Regions from separate parts of the Homo sapiens genome. Here region 1 is linked to region 2. A link is an interaction called in ENCODE POLR2A ChIA-PET data of the cell type or tissue named here. Cell type or tissue: IMR-90. All regions are shown on one strand.

Region 1 (8,000 bases), 110 kb after region 2:
GTTTCACCATATTAGCCAGGTTGGTCTCGAACTCCTGACCTTGTGATCCGCCCACCTCGGCCTCCTAAAGTGCTGGGATTACAGGTGTGAGCCACCGCGCCCAGCTGGTTTTTTTTTTTTTTTTTAATATTTATTTATTTAGAGACAGTGTCTTGGTTGGCCAGGCTGGAATGCAGTGGCATGATCTCTGCTCACTGCAACCTCAGCCTCCTGGGCTCAAGCGATCATCCCACCTCAGTCTCCTGAATAGCTGGCACCACAGGCATGCACCACCACATCCGGTGAATTTTTTTTTGTATTTTTTTTATAGAGGCGGGGTTTTGCCATGCTGCGCAGGCTTATCTTGAACTTCTGGACTCAAGCGATTGGCCTGCGTTTGCCTCCCAAAGTGCTGGGATTACAGGAGTGAGTCACCACGCCTGGCTTTTAATTTTTGTTTTCAAGGGCTAGTCTTTACTTTCAGATCTTCATTGCTTAATTAATTGCTTACTAATGCTGCTTGTCATATTGATACCTCCACTCACTTATTCCTGCCTGTGTTATTTTTTGGTAACTTTTTATTTTGATAAAATTTCAAACTTCAGCCTGGGCACGGTGGCTCACACCTGCAGTCTCAGCACTTTGGGAGGCCAAGGCAGGTAGATCTCTTGACGTCAGGAGTTCAAGACCAGCCTGGCCAACATGGTGAAATCCTGTCTCTATTAAAAATACAAAAATTAGCTGGGCATGGTGGCACATGCCTGTAATCCCAACTACTCAGGAGGCTGAGGTGGGACAACTGCTTGAACCTGGGAGACAGAGGTTACAGTGAGCCAAGATTGTGCCATTGCACTCCAACCTGGGTGACAGAGCAAGACTCTGTCTCAAAAAAAAAAAAAAAATTCAAACTTCACAGAAAAATGACAAGAATAGTATGGGAACTCCTATATGTCCTTTTCCCAGATTCACCAGTTGTTTACATTTTCTCCATTTGTTCTGTTATTCTCTCTCCATATATACATATTTGCATGTTACATTTTTCTGAAATATTTGAGAATAAATTGGAGATACTATGTCTTCTTTACCTCCTAAGTTCTTCATTGGGTATTTCTAAAGAATAAAGATATTCTCTTAAATAACCAGAATACAGTAATAAAAATCAGGAAATTTAACATCGATTCATCGATGTTATTCTAATTCATTATCCTTATTCAGGACTTAAGTCCTTTATAGTGTGTGCTCTGGGCATGTGTGCACTTTCTATGTGCGCGCTCTCGCTCTTTCTGTCTCTGTCTCTCATATATATGTGTGTGTGTATATATGTATATATATATATGTTCCTCCTGGCCAGGATCCAATCCAGAATAAAGCATTGACTTTAGATGTTATCTCTTTTTAATCTTTTTTGATCTGGAGCAGTTCCTGTCTTTGTTCTCCATGATCTTGATATTTTAAAAAATAGCTTTGGCCAGGTGTGGTGGCTCACACCTATGATCCCAGCACTTTGGGAGGCCGAGGCAGGTGGATCACGAGGTCAGGAGATCAAGACCGTCCTGGCTAACACGGTGAAACCCCATCTCTACTAAAAAAAAACAAAAAATTAGCCAGGTGTGGTGGCGGGCGCCTGTAGTCCCAGCTACTTGGGAGGCTGAGGCAGGAGAACGGCATGAACCCGGGAGGCAGAGCTTGCAGTCAGCCAAGATTGCGCCACCGCGCTCTAGCCTGGGCGACAGAGCAAGACTCCGTCTCAAAAAAAAAAAAAAAAAAAAAGAGCTTAATGCTTAATAGGGCCGGGCACGGTGGCTCATGCCTGTGATCCCAGCACTTTGGGAGGCCGAGGTGGGTGGATCACTAGGTCAGGAGTTCAAGACCAGCCTGGCCAAGATGGTGAAACCCTGTCTCTACTAAAAATACAAAAATTAGGCGGGCGTGATGGCGAGCGCCTGTAATCCCAGCTACTCGGGAGGCTGAGGCAGGGAATTGCTCGAACCTGAGAGGTGGAGGTTGCAGTGAACTGAGATCATGCCACTGCACTCCAGCCTGGGTGACAGAGCGAGACTCCATCTCAAAAAAGAAAAGTAGCTTTATTGAGATATAATTTACAAACCATAAAATCCACCCATTGTGAAAATATAATTCAGTAATTTTAAATTAATTTTTAGAGTTGTACAGCCATAATCTAGTTTTCAAACCTGCCACTCACTCCAAAAATACCTTCTTGCCTGTTTGCAGTCAGTTCCCACCTAACCACAGTCAATTCCTCACCCAACTTTCTTATTTTACAAATTTTTCCATCTGACTCCTTTCACTAAGCACCATGTTTTTTGAGGTTCATTTATATTGTAATATGTATCAGTTTGTTCCTTTTTATTGGTGAATAATATCTATTGAATATTTTATGTATTTTCATCATTTACCAGTTGAAGGATATTTGGATTGTTTCTGGTTCCTGGCTATCATGAGTAAATGCTACTGTGAACATTTGTGTATTACTTTGTGTGGATATATGTTTTCATAACCCTTGGATAGATAGGTACCTAAGAGTGGGATTGTAGGTTTTATGATAAGCTTGTTTATAACTTTTTAAGAAATTGCCAGATGGTTTTCCAAAACAACTAAACCATTTACATTACCATGAGCAATGTGTTCAGGGTTGCAGGTTCTCCATATCTTTGTTGATACTTGGTATTGTCAGTCTTTTTTTGTTTTTTTTTTTTTGAGACAGAGTCTTGCCCTGTCGCCCAGGCTGGAGTGCAGTGGTGCGATCTCGGCTCACTGCAAGCTCCACCTCCTGGGTTCACGCCATTCTCCTGCCTGAGCCTCCCGAGTAGCTGGGACTACAGGCACCTGCCATCACGCCCGGCTAATTTTTTGTATTTTTAGTAGAGACTGGGTTTCACCATGTTAGCTAGGATGGTCTCGATCTCCTGACCTCGTGATCTGCCCACCTCAGCCTCCCAAAGTGCTGGGATTACAGGTGTGAGCCACCACCATGCCCAGCCTTGGTTTTTTTTTTTTTTTGAGATGGAGTCTCACTCTGTGGCCCAGGCTGGAGTGCTATGGTGCAGTCTGGGCTCACTGTAACCTCTGCCTCCCAGGTTCAAGTGATTGCCCTGCCTCTGCCTCCCGAGCAGCTGGGATTACAGGCATGTGCCACCATGGCTGGCTAATTTTGGTATTTTTAGTGGAGACAGGGTTTCACCATGTTGGCCAGGCTGGTCTTGAACTCCTGACTTCAAACGATCCATCTGCCTTGGCCTCCCAAAGTGCTGGGATTACAGGCGTGAGCCACCGCACCCAGCCAGTCTTTTTTTGAGACAGGGTCTCACTCTGTTGTTCAGGCTGGAGTACAGTGGCATGATCACAGCTCACTGCAGCCTCGACCTCCTGGGGTCAAGCGATCCTCCTGCCTCAACCTCCCAAAGTGTTGGAATTACAGGCGTGAGCCACTGTGCCTGGTCCAGTCTTTTTGACTATAGCCATTTTAGTGGTGTGTAATGGTATCTCACTGTAGTTCTAGTTTGCATTTCTCAGATGACTAATCATGTTGAGCATCTTTATGTACATATTAGTCATTTGTAAACCTTCTTTGCTGAAATGTCTATTCAGATCTTTTGTCCATCTCGTAATTGGGTTTTTGAGTTGTAAGAGTTCTTCATATATTCTGGATACAAGTCCTTTATCATATATATGATTTGTAAGTATTTTCTCCCAGTCTGTGGCTTGTCTTTTCTTTCTTAGTGGTAGCTTTATTTTTATTTTTATTTTTTATTTTTTGAGACAGCCTCACCCTGTCCTCCAGGCTGGAGTTCAGTGGTGTGATCTTAGCTCACTGCAACCTCCACTTCCTGGGTTCAAGTGATTCTCGTGCCTCAGTCACCCAAGTAGCTGGGATTACAGGTGCATGCCACCACGTCCAGCTAATTTCTTTGTATTTTTAGTAGAGATAGGGTTTCACCATGTTGCCCAGGCTGGTCTTGAACTCCTGAGCTCAGGTGATCTGCCTCCCTTGGCCTCTAAAAGTGCTGGGGTTACAGGCGTGAGCCAGCACACTCAGCCTATTTTTATTTTATTTTTTAGAGACAGGGTCTTGCTCTGTTGCCTGGGCTAGAGTGCGTTAGTGCAATCACAGCTCACTGCAGCCTTGAACTCTGGGCTCAAGCAATCCTCCTGCCTTAGCCTACGGAGTAGCTAGGACTATAGGCACACACTAGTACACCCAGCTAATTTTTGAAAAATTTCTTTTGTGTGTAGAGATGGGGTCTTACTACATTGCCCAGCCTGGTCTTGAACTCCTGGTCTCAAGCGATCTGCCTCGGCATCCCGAAGTGCAGGGATTACAAGCCACTGCCCCAAGCCTGTGGTGGCTTTTTTTTTGAGCTAGGGTCTCACTCTGTCACCCAGGCTGAAGTGTAGTGGTGTAATCATGGCTCACTGCAGCCTGGACTTCCCGGGGTCAGGCAGTCCTCCTGCCTCATCCTCCTGAGTAGCTGAGACCACAGGCACATGCTACCACATCTGGCAATTTTTTTTCATTATTTGTAGAGGTGAGGGTCCCACTATGTTGCCCAGGCTGTTCTCAAACTTCTGGACTTAAACTGTCCTCCTACCTCGGCTTCCTAGAGTGCTGGTGTTACTGGCATGAGCCGATGTGCCCAGCCTCTGGTGGCTTTTGAGGTGGAGAAGTTTTTAATTTTGAAGTCCAGTTTATCAAGTTTTCTTTTGTGGGTCATGCTTCTATTGTCATATGTAAAAACTTGTAATACAAAGTCATGAAGATTTTGTTTTCTTCATGGAGTTTTTTTTGTAGGTTTGGCTCTTTTTTTTTTTTTTTTTTTGAGATGGAGTTTCACTCTTGTCGCCCAGGATGGAGTGCAATGGCGCTATCTCAGGGATTATGGGTGCCTGCCACCAAACCTGGCTAGTGTGTGTGTGTGTGCGTGTGTGTGTGTGTGTGTGTAGATATATATATATATATATATATATATATATATATGTATATATATATATATATATCTACATACACAAGTACATATAAGAGAGCCCAGCCAGCTTTCTTATAGTAGGTCTGTGATCCATTTTGAGTTAATTTTTGTATATGGTGTGACAGAAGAGTCTAACATCACTCTTGTCTCCCACCATTAATTGACATAACTATTCTTTCCCCATTGAATTGTCTTGACACATTGATAAAAATATCAGTTGATCATAAATGTAAGGGTTTGTTTCTGAACTCTCAGTTCTTCCATTGTTCTATGTCTGTCCTTAAAATAGAACCACACTGTCTTGATTACTGTAGTTTATAGGAGTTTTGAAGTTGTGTAAAATCCTCCAACTTGGTTTTTTTTTTTTTTTTTAGATGTAGTCTCGCTTTGTAGCCCAGGCTGGAGCACAGTGGCATGATCTCAGCTCACTGCAACCTCCACCTCCTGGGTTCAAGCGATTCTCCTGCCTCAGCCTCCCGAGTAGCTGGGATTACAGTCACGTGCCAGCACACCTAGCTAATTTTTGTATTTTTAGTGGAGATAGGGTTTCACCATGTTAGTCAGGCTGGTCTTGAACACCTGATCTCAGGTGATCCACCCGCCTCGGCCTCTGAAAATGCTGGGATTACAAGCGTGAGCCACCGCACCCAGCCCGATCAGCTCTTAACTCTACAAAAATGCCTGCTGAGATTTGATAGGAACTGCATTGAGTCTGTAGATGAATTTGGTGAGAATTTACATCCTAACATATTGAGTCTTCCACTCCACGTAGATGGAATGTTTCTCTGTTTATGTAGCTCTATACTTTGTCTCAGCAATATTTTGTAATTTGCAGCATACCTGTCTTGCACTTCTTTTGTTAAACTTATACCTAAAATATTTCACTCTGGCCAGGTGCAGTGGCTCACGCCTGTAATCCTAGCACTTGGGGAGGCCAAGGCAGGGGGATCACCTGAGGTCACAAGTTCGAGACTAGCCTGGCTAACATAGTGAAACCCTGTCTCTACTAAAAATACAAAAATTAGCCAGGTGTTGTGGTGCATGCCTGTAATCCCAGCTACTCAGAAGGCTGAGGCAGGAGAATCGCTTGAATCCAGGAGGCGGAGGTTGCAGACTCCAGCCTGGGTGACAGAGCAAGACTCCGTCTCAAAACAAAACAAAATATTTTACTCTTTGTGATGCTATTTAGAATGGAATTATCTTGTTAATTTCCTATTTGGATTCTTTGCAAATGTATAGAGATACAATTGATTTTCATATGTTGATCTTGTATACTGCTTTGCTGAGGTTGTGTATTAGCTTGAATAGGGGGTGTGTGTGTATGTGTGTATTTCTTTGGATTTTCTATATACACAATCATGTCTTCTGCAAATAGAGGCAGTTTTACTTATTCCTTTCTAATCTGGATGCCTTTTATTTCTTTTTCTTGCTAATTGCTCTGCTTAGAACCTGTAGTACAGTGTTAAGTAGAAGTGGTAAGAGTGGACATCCTTGGCCGGGTGCGGTGGCTCACGCCTGTGATCCCAGCACTTTGGGAGGCCGAGGTGGGCATATCACGAGGTCAGGAGATAGAGACCATCCTGGCTAACACGGTGAAACCCTGTCTTTACTAAAAATACAAAAAAATTAGCCGGGTGTGGTGGCGGGTGCCTGTAGTCCCAGCTACTCGGGAGGCTGAGGCAGGAGAATGCCGTGAACCCGGGAGGCGGAGCCTGTAGTGAGCCGAGATCGTGCTACTGCACTCCAGCCTGGGTGACAGAGTGAGACTCTGTCTCAAAAAAAAAAAAAAAAAAAAAATAAGAGTGGACATCCTTGTCTTGTTCCTAATCTTAAGGAGAAAGCATTCATTCTTCACCATTAAGCATGATGTTAACTGGTGTGTGTTTTTTTTTTTTTTTTGGACATTCTCTTGAAGGTTGAGGAAGTTCCTTTCTACTTCTAATTTTTTGAGTGTTTTTATCATGAAGGGTATTTAATATTGTCAAATGCTTTTTTCTGCATCTGTGAGATAATCATGTGTTTTTTGTTCTTTATTCTAATGATATGGTATGTAACATTACTGGTTTTTAGAATGTTAAACCAACCTTGTATTTCTGTGATAAATCCTACTTGGTCATGGTATATCATCCTTTTTTGGAAGGTGCTGGGCTCTGCCAGTATTTCCTTGAGTACTTTTGAATCAATATTAGTAAGAAACATTGACCTACAGTTACCTTGTGATTTTTTCTTTTGGTTTTGGTATTACAGTAATTCTCACCTCATAGAATGAGTTGGAAGGGTTGCCTCTGTGAGGTAGGTTCCCTATGCACTGGTTATGAACTTTTCTGATTTCAGTAAGACAGAACACTCACACAAGTTACATGAAGTGCCCGGCCACATCTGTTGTTTTTTGACATTTTTTTTTTTCCCGCTGTAGGCAGAGTCTTGCTCTGTTTCTCAGGCTGGAGTACAATGGCGCGATCTCGGCTCACTGCAGTCTCCACCTTGTGGGTTAAAGCAGTTCTCCTGTCTCAGCCTCCCGAGTAGCTGGGACTACAGGCACACGCCACTACACCCATCTAATTTTTGTATTTGTAGTAGAGACAGGGTTTCACCATATTGGTCAGGCTGGTCTCAAACTCCTGGCCTCAGGTGATCCACCTGCCTTGGCCTCCCAAATTACTGGGATTACAGGCATGAGCCCCTGCGCCCGGCTGTTTTTTGACTTTTTAATTATGGCCGTTTTTGTAGGAGTAAGGTGGTATCTCATTGTGGTTTTCATTTGCATTTTCCTGATAGTGATGTGAGCATTTTGTTTCATGTTTGTTGGCCATTTGTATATCTTCTTTTGAGAAATGTCTATTCATGTCCTTTGCCTACTTTTTGATGGGATTATTTTTTCTTGCTGATTTGAGTTCCTTGTAGATTCTGCATACTGGTCCTTTGTCAGGTGCATAGTTTGCAAATATTTTCTCCAGCTCTGTGAGTTGGCTCTTTGCTGATTACTTCTTTTGCTGTGCAGAAGCTTTTTAGTTTAATTAGGTCCCATTTATTTTT
Region 2 (8,000 bases):
CTGGGAGGCAGAGGTTGCAGTGAGCGGAGATCGTGCCATTCATTGCACTCCAAGCCTGGGCAATAAGAGCAAAACTCCACCTCAAAAAAATAAATAAATAAATTTAAAAAAAGAAAGGGGTGTCCATCTCAGGGAGACCTGGCCTTCAGAGATGACAGCATTCAACCCCAAGAGGAGCCTGCTTTTCATCCTCAGCCTTCCCAACCTGTGCCGCCCATGGGGATACAGGACAGTAACGAGCTAAACAAAACCTGCTGCCTGAATGGGGGGAACTTGTATGCTGGGGTCCTTTTGTGCCTGCTTCCCCTCCTTCTACAGACGGAATTGTGAGCACCATGTACGTATGCAAAGAGAACTGTGGGTCTGTGCCCCGTGACACCCGGCTGCCCAAGAACTGTTCTATGTGTAAATGCTGGCATGGCCAGCTCCGCTGCTTTCCTCAGGCATTTCTACCTGGCTGTGATGGCCTTGTGATGGATGAGCACCTCATGGTTTCCAATACTCCAGAACTACTACTGTCTGCATGTACCACTCTTATGCTTTAAAATAATGAATACATTTCCATAATGGTCTCTAACATTTCCTTATAGTACCAACTACTTCTTACCTCTCTGCCCTGCCCTCCCCCAAAAAACTACCTTTTTCAAAAGGAAATCAGCTATATCTCCACTGTGCTGGAGTCCAGTATTTCTTGATACATGTAATTCTACCAAGGTCTTCTTAATATGTTCTTTTAAACAACTGAATTATATCTTCAGATTATTAAAGATTAATCCTAATGCGAAACTTAGGATACAGTTTTGAGTACAGCTGATCAAAATCAAAGTAGTCTCTAAAAGGAAAAAAAGCCTCTTTAAGGGGAGGAACCAGAGTGCTGAAGTAATGGAAGTCCGTCTGCATGTGGAAGGAAATGGGAAGCAAATGGGAGAGGGAGGTTGGAAAACATAAAATGGGTTACTTGACTGGTGATTAGGTGGGTGTAGAGAAGCAAGTTAAAAGGCTAAATGGAAAGGCAAGTTTCCATCATCTACAGAAAGCTATATAAGACAAGGGCTCCCCCTTTTTTCCCAAAAGCATTGTAAAAAGAATGAAGTCTCCTTAGAAAAAAAATTATGCCTCAATATCCCCAACAAGATGGCTTAATAAATTATGTTTCTGGCCGGGCACAGTGGCTCACGCCTGTAATCCAGCACCTTGGGAGGCCAAGGCAGGCGGATCACGAGGTCAGGAGATTGAGACCATCCTGGCTAACACGGTGAAACCCCATCAATACAAAAAATTAGCCGGGCGTGGTGGCAGCCGCCTGTAGTCCCAGCTACTCGGGAGGCTGAGGCAGGAGAATAGCGTGAACCCAGGAGGCGGAGCTTGCAGTGAGCCAAGATGGCGCCACTGCACTCCAGCCTGGGCGACAGAGCCAGACTCCATCTCAAAAGCAAACAAACTAAATAAATAAATAAATTATGTTTCCTCCAAGCTATGCAATCCTTTTAACTGTTGAAGAAGAGAAAATGTTCACAATATATTTAGTTGTAAACCGAGTGATAAAACTACATATTGTAAAGCCCATTTTTAAAACACACTGTATATATGTGTATGCACAGTAAAAATAGAAAATATAAAAAATAAAAAAGCAAAGTCTCAAGTCAATAACCAAAGCTTTCTTTCACCTTAATAGGAATCCCAAACTAATCAGGTTAAAGCAAATAATGAAGATTAGAGCAGGCCACAGTGGCTCACACCTGTAATCTCATCACTTTGGGAGGCCAAGGTGGGCTGATCACCTGAGGTCAGGAAGGCGGGCCGATCACCTGAGGTCAGGAAGGCGGGCCGATCACCTGAGGTCAGGAAGGCGGGCCAATCACCTGAGGTCAGGAGTTCGACACCAGCCTGGCCAATATGGTAAAACCCTGTCTCTACTAAAAATACAAAAATTATCCAAGGGTGGTGAACACCTGTAATCCCAGCTACTCAGAGACTGAGGCAGGAGAACTGCTTGAACCTGGGAGGAGAGGTTGCAGTGAGCCAAGATAGTGCCACTCAACTCCAGCCTGGGCGACAGAGCCAGACTCCAACTCAAAAAAACGAAAATAAATAAATGAATACAGATTAGGGCAGAAACCAATACAAGAGAAAGCAGAAAAACCAAAGAGAAAAATAAATAACACCAAAAGTTGGTTGTTTTAAAAGATCAAAGAAAACAAGAATACAAATTACCAAAATTAGAAATGAAAGGAGTCAGAGTATCACTAGTGCCCTACAAAATGTGAAGAATTAAGGAAGCCCTATGAACAACTTTATGCCAACAATTTTAGACTACTTCGATGAAATGGATACATTTCTCTAAAGACACAAATGACCAAAATTCACTGGAGAAAAAGTTTTAAAACTGAATAGACCTGTAATAAAAGTTTTAAATAGCCACTGAAGATTTTCCTCAAAAGAAGACTCCAGGGCTAAATGCCTTCACTGGTAAATTCTAACAAATAATTAAAAAGGAATAACACCCAAACATAGAGGAGGAGAAAACACTTCCCAACTCATATTTAAAGGCCAGTAACTACTATGAAAGAAAACAAGGCCACCAGACAAAAGAAAATACAAACCGCCGGGAGCAGTGGCTCACGCCTGTAATCCCAACACTTTGGGAGGCCAAGGTGGGCGGATCACCTGAAGTGGGGAGTTCGAGACCAGCCTGACCAACATGGAGAAACCCCATCTCTACTAAAAATGCAAAAATTAGCCGGGCGTGGTGGCGCATGCCTGTAATCCCAGCTACTCAGGAGGCTGAGGCAGGAGAATCGCTTCAATCCAGGAGGCGGAGGCTGCGGTGAGCCGAGATCATGCCACTGCACTCCAGCCTGGGCAACTAAATCATCTCAAAAAAATTAAAATTAAAAAAAAAAAAAAGAAAATACAAACCAAAATCTCCCATAAACATGACAAAATCCATAACAAAACATTCAAGAGAATTCCACAACATATAATACAATACCTATTCACACACACACACAAATTCACAAACGAGAAATTGAACTTCTTTAACTTGATGGTGGTGGGCACCAAAAAATCTAAAGCCAACTTTACTTAAAGGTAAAACACAACGCTTTCCTTCCAAAGATCAGGAACAAGGAAAGGATGCCTGCTGTTGCCACTTCTTTTCAAAATTGTACTTGTTCTAGCTGGTGCAGTAAGGTTCAAAAGGAAAAGAAAAAAAAAGGCATCAAGACTAAAAAGAAACAAGTAAAATTGTTTTAGTAATGGATTACACAATTCTGCTTACAGAAAATCTCAAAAAACGCACACACGCAAACTACTAGTACCAATAAGCAAATTTAGCAAGGTCATAGCACAAACAATATATACAAAAGTCCACTGCATTTTCCATTTCTATATGCTAGGAATGAACAAACTAATTTTTTAAAATTCCATTCACAATAGCATCAAGAATATACTTAAAATATTTAGAAAAACTTTAACAAAGACTTCTACACTCAGCACTACAAAACACAGCTGAAAGAAATTAAAGAGTATCTAAACAGACATGTTCATGGATTAGAAGACTACCAATATATTGTCAAGATGGCAGTTTTCCCCAAAATTGATGTGTCTGTAAGTTCAATGCAATCTTTAATCCCAGGCAGCTTTTTTTCTTAAAGAAATTGACAGGCTGATCCTAAAATTCATATGGAATCACAGAGGACAGGCAAAACAACTTTGAAAAACAACAAAATTACAGGACTTACACTACCAAATTCCAAATTTTACTATAAAGCCATAGTAATCAAGACAGTGTGGTAATGACAAAAGTATAGACACATGCATCAGTGGAACAGAATTCAGAGTCCAGAAACAAATTATTACATTTATGGTCAACCAATTTGTGCGACAGGGTATCCAGATGATTCAATGGGGAAAGGAGAGTACTTTCTTTTTTTTTTTTTTTTTTTTTTTTTTTGAGACGGATTCTCGCTCTGTCGCCCAGGCTGGAGTGCAGTGGTGCCATCTCGGCTCACTGCAAGCTCCGCCTCTCGGGTTCACACCGTTCTCCTGCCTCAGCCTCCCGAGTAGCTGGGACTACAGGCGCCCGCCACCACGCCCAGCTATTTTTTTTTTTTTTGCATTTTTAGTAGAGACGAGGTTTCACCGTGTTAGCCAGGATGGTCTTGATCTCCTGGCCTCGTGATCCGCCCGCCTCGGCCTCCCAAAGTGCTGCGATTACAGGCGTGAGCCACCACGCCTGGCCAAGGAGAGTATTTTCAACATACCATGTGAAACAATTTGATATCCAAATGCCAAAAGGAAAAAAACAAACTTATACCCTTACCTCACAACATACACAAAAATTAAAATGATCACAAACCTAAATGTAAGAGCTAAAATATAGAAATTCTAGAAGAAAACGGAGAAGAAAATCTTTGTAACTTTCTATTGGCCAAAGTGTTCTTATACGTGACATCAAATGCACAATTCACAAAAAGGAAAAAAAAATAGTTAAATGGATTTTCTCAAAATTAAAAACTTACTGTGCTTCAACAAAAGACACCATTAAGAAAATGAAAAAATGGTCAGGCGAGGTGGTTCACACCTGTAATCCCAGCACTTTGGGAGGCTAAGGTGGGCAGATCACGTGAGGTCAGGAGTTCAAGACCAGCCTGGCCAATGTGGCAAAACCCTGTCTCTACTAAAAATATAAAATAAAATTAGCTAGGCGTGATGGCACACGCCTGTAGTCCCAGCTACTCAGGAGTCTGGGGCAGGAGAATTGCTTGAATCTGAGAAGCAGAGGTTGCAGTGAGCCAAGATGGTGCCAATGCACTCCAGCTTGGGCGACAGAGAAAGACTCTGTCTCAAAAAAAAAAAAAAAAAAAAAAAGAGGGAAGGAAGGAGGGAGGGAGGGAAGGAGGGAAGGAAGGAGGGAGGGAGGGAGGGAGGGAGGGAGGGAGGGAGGGAGATCAAAAATAAACCACAGACTGAGAGAAAATATTTGCAAATCACAATTAAAAAAAAAAAAACAATGCAAGCCAGGCGTGGGGGCTCACTCCCAGCACTTCGGAAGGCCGAGGCGGGCAGTTCAGGAGTTCGAGACCAGCCTGGCCAACACAGTAAAACCCCATCTCCACTAAAAATACAAAAATTAGCTGGCTGTGGTGGCATGCACCTGTAGTCCCAGCTACTCAGGAGGCTGAGGCAGGAGAATCGCTTGAACTCAGGAGGCGGAGGTGCAGCGAGCCGAGACCATGCCATTGCACTCCAGCCTGGGAGACACAGCAAGCCTCCATCTCAATTAAAAAAAAAAAAATTCAAATCGGTAAAATGACAATATAATTTTAAAAGCAAAAATCTGAATAAACATTTCACCAAAGAAAATATATGAATGACCAGCCGGGCACAGTGGCTCACACCAGTAATCCCAGCACTTTAGGAGGACAAGATGGGCAGATCACGAGGTCAGGAGATCGAGACGATCCTGGCCGACACGGTGAAACCCCATCTCTACTAAAATACAAAAAATTAGCCAGGCATGGTGGTGCATGCCTGTAATCCCAGCTACTCGGGAGGCTGAGGCAGGGGAATCACTTGAACCCGGGAGGCGGAGGTTGCAGTGAGCCAAGAGAGCGCCACTGCACTCCAGCCTGACGACAGAGCAAAGGTTCCATCTCAAAAAATAAAGTAAAATGAATGACCATAAGCACATGAAAATATGCTCAATATTATTAGTCAAAGTAAAACTGTGGCACACTACTGCCCACCCATTAGAATGGCTAAATTCAAAACAACAATGCCAAAAGTTGGCAAAGATGTGAAGAAACTGGAACCCTTATATACTGCTCGTAAAATGTAAAACAGGTACAACAATCACACTGAAATACAGTTTGGTAGTTTCTTAAAAAGTTAAGACACAAATTTACCATAGAAACCAGCAAAATTCTACTCCTAGGAACCTACCTAAAGAGAAATAAAAACATATCCACACAGAAAAACGTATGTGAATGTGCACAGCAGCATGATTCCTAATGGCCAAAAATTAGACACAATCCAAATGTCCATTAATTGGTGAGTAGATAAACAAAATGTATATTCATGCAATGGAGTTCAGCAATTTAAAGGAATAAAGTATTGGTACATGCCACAACATGGATGAACTTCCAAAACATTTGCTAAGTGAAAGAAGCAGATACAAGAGTACATTATTGCATAATTCCATTTATATAAAATGCCCAGAAATGATAGGAAAGCAGAAAAACAGTGGTTGCCTAGGGCTGAGAGTGGAGCAGTCATTAACAGTAAATGGGCACAATGGAACCTTTTAGGGGGATGAAAGTGTTCTAAAATCAGATAGTGGTGATGGTTACACAACTCTAAAATTTAAAAATAACACTTTAAGACAAGGCACCAATAGTTACAGAATCCAACCTTCTACCTAATGCCAATGCAAGGATCCCTTAAAGAGTGTCCTTAGCTTCATCTAAGGAAGGACACAAGGGATAGGAAGGGAAAAAAATACATATATATGCATTTTTTTTTTCTCAAGACGGAGTCTTTCTCTGTCGCCCAGGCTAGAGCACAGTGGCGTGATCTCGGCTCACTACAACCTCTGCCTCCTGGGTTCAAGCAATTCTCCTGCCTCAGTCTCCCGAGTAGCTGGGATTTACAGGTGCCCGCCACCACGCCTGGTTAATTTTTTATTTTTAGTAGAGACGGGGTCTCACCATGTTGGTCAGGCTGGTCTCGAACTCCTGACCTCGTGATCCACACACCTCAGCCTCCCAAAGTGCTGGGATTACAGGCATGAGCCACAACACCTGGCCCTATATATGCATTTGAAAAGATAAACCATAAGGTTTTTAAAAAAAAAAAAAAAAGAGGGCTACCAGGCCAGGTGTGGTGGCTCACACCTGTAATCCCAGCAGTTTGAGAGGCCAGCGTAGGCAGATCACTTATCTCAGGAGTTAGAAACCAGCCTGGGCAATATGGCAAAACCCCATCTCTACAAAAAATAAAAAAAATTAGCCATGGACGCTGGCACGCACCTTAGTCCCAGCTACTCAAGAGGCTAAGATGAGACGATGGCTTGAGCCTGGGCCAGAGGTTGCAGTGAGCCGAGATTGCGCCACTGCGGTCCAGCCTGGGCAACAGAGCCTGCACCTGTCTCAAAAACAAAATAAAAGGGCTACCAATTAGGAGGGAGAGACAGAACAAAGTGAAATAGGAAAACACTGCTCTGAGTTTAATCTGTCTTATAGATTTTACTTTCAAACCATGTAAATATTTTATATAATAGTGTAACAAAACCAAAATGTTACATGAAATCTCTGAAAACCAAAATAAAGTAACCATAATTTTATATCAAATTGGTGGTATAACAATCCAAAGAGTAACTATTTCGAATGACTATAACACAGAAAATTGGCTCAATCCTTGCAATCCTCATTTTTCTTATTTTCAGTAACCACACTGTTGGCGGCAGTGTTGATAATAATTACAAAAGTGTTAGTGCATACCGTGGGATAAAAAGTCAATGTTAATGCCTTGAGGACTTGGATTTTTTTTTTTTTTTTCAGTAGGGAGGAGGAGGAAAGTTGTTAAGAGAGAAAAGGTTACATTAAAAATCCTGTAGACCTGGAGTTCAAGACTAGCCTGGTGAACATGGTGAAACCCCGTCTCTACTAAAAATACAACATATTAGCTGGGCATGGTGGTGGGCGCCTGTAATCCCAGCTACTCGGAAGGCTACGGCAGGAGAACTGTTTGAACCCAGGAGGTGGAGGATGCAGTGTGCTGAGATCGCACCATTGCACTCCAACCTGGGCAACAGAGCGAGACTCCGTCTCAAATAAATATAAATATAAATATAAATCCTGTAGCCCTAAAATGAATTTCAACTGGACTTAACACTATGAACTCATGTTTTAATCTTAAATGTGTATTTCCTAGCACTATGTGTGTGTGTATTTCCTAGCACTATCCACTGAAGAGGCCTGGAAACAAAGAACCCCAGC

Evidence for each region. ChIA-PET counts read pairs that join two places held together with the same protein. Peaks named below come from ENCODE experiments on the same cell type or tissue, not always from the same donor. Only the 100,000 strongest peaks of a DNase experiment are listed, where the experiment ranks them.
Region 1: POLR2A ChIA-PET joins it to region 2 with 13 read pairs; 4 of 35 experiments call an interaction of 5 or more read pairs at or near these places.

What each region holds. Positions count from the first base shown.
Region 1 is chr3:136,263,147-136,271,146 of GRCh38, forward strand. The region is part of intron 5 of PCCB (propionyl-CoA carboxylase subunit beta); the gene reads left to right. Among named protein-coding and RNA genes, the nearest start is that of PCCB, 17 kb to the left of the region's middle. In IMR-90, no CTCF peak of the experiment used is centred here; a DNase peak (open chromatin) is centred at 3,535; H3K27ac peaks cover 237 bases.
Region 2 is chr3:136,155,427-136,163,426 of GRCh38, forward strand. All of the region lies in intron 1 of MSL2 (MSL complex subunit 2), which reads right to left. It also overlaps the pseudogene CRIPTOP6. Among named protein-coding and RNA genes, the nearest start is that of MSL2, 37 kb to the right of the region's middle. RefSeq lists an enhancer at 1,927-2,426. In IMR-90, no CTCF peak of the experiment used is centred here; no DNase peak of the experiment used is centred here.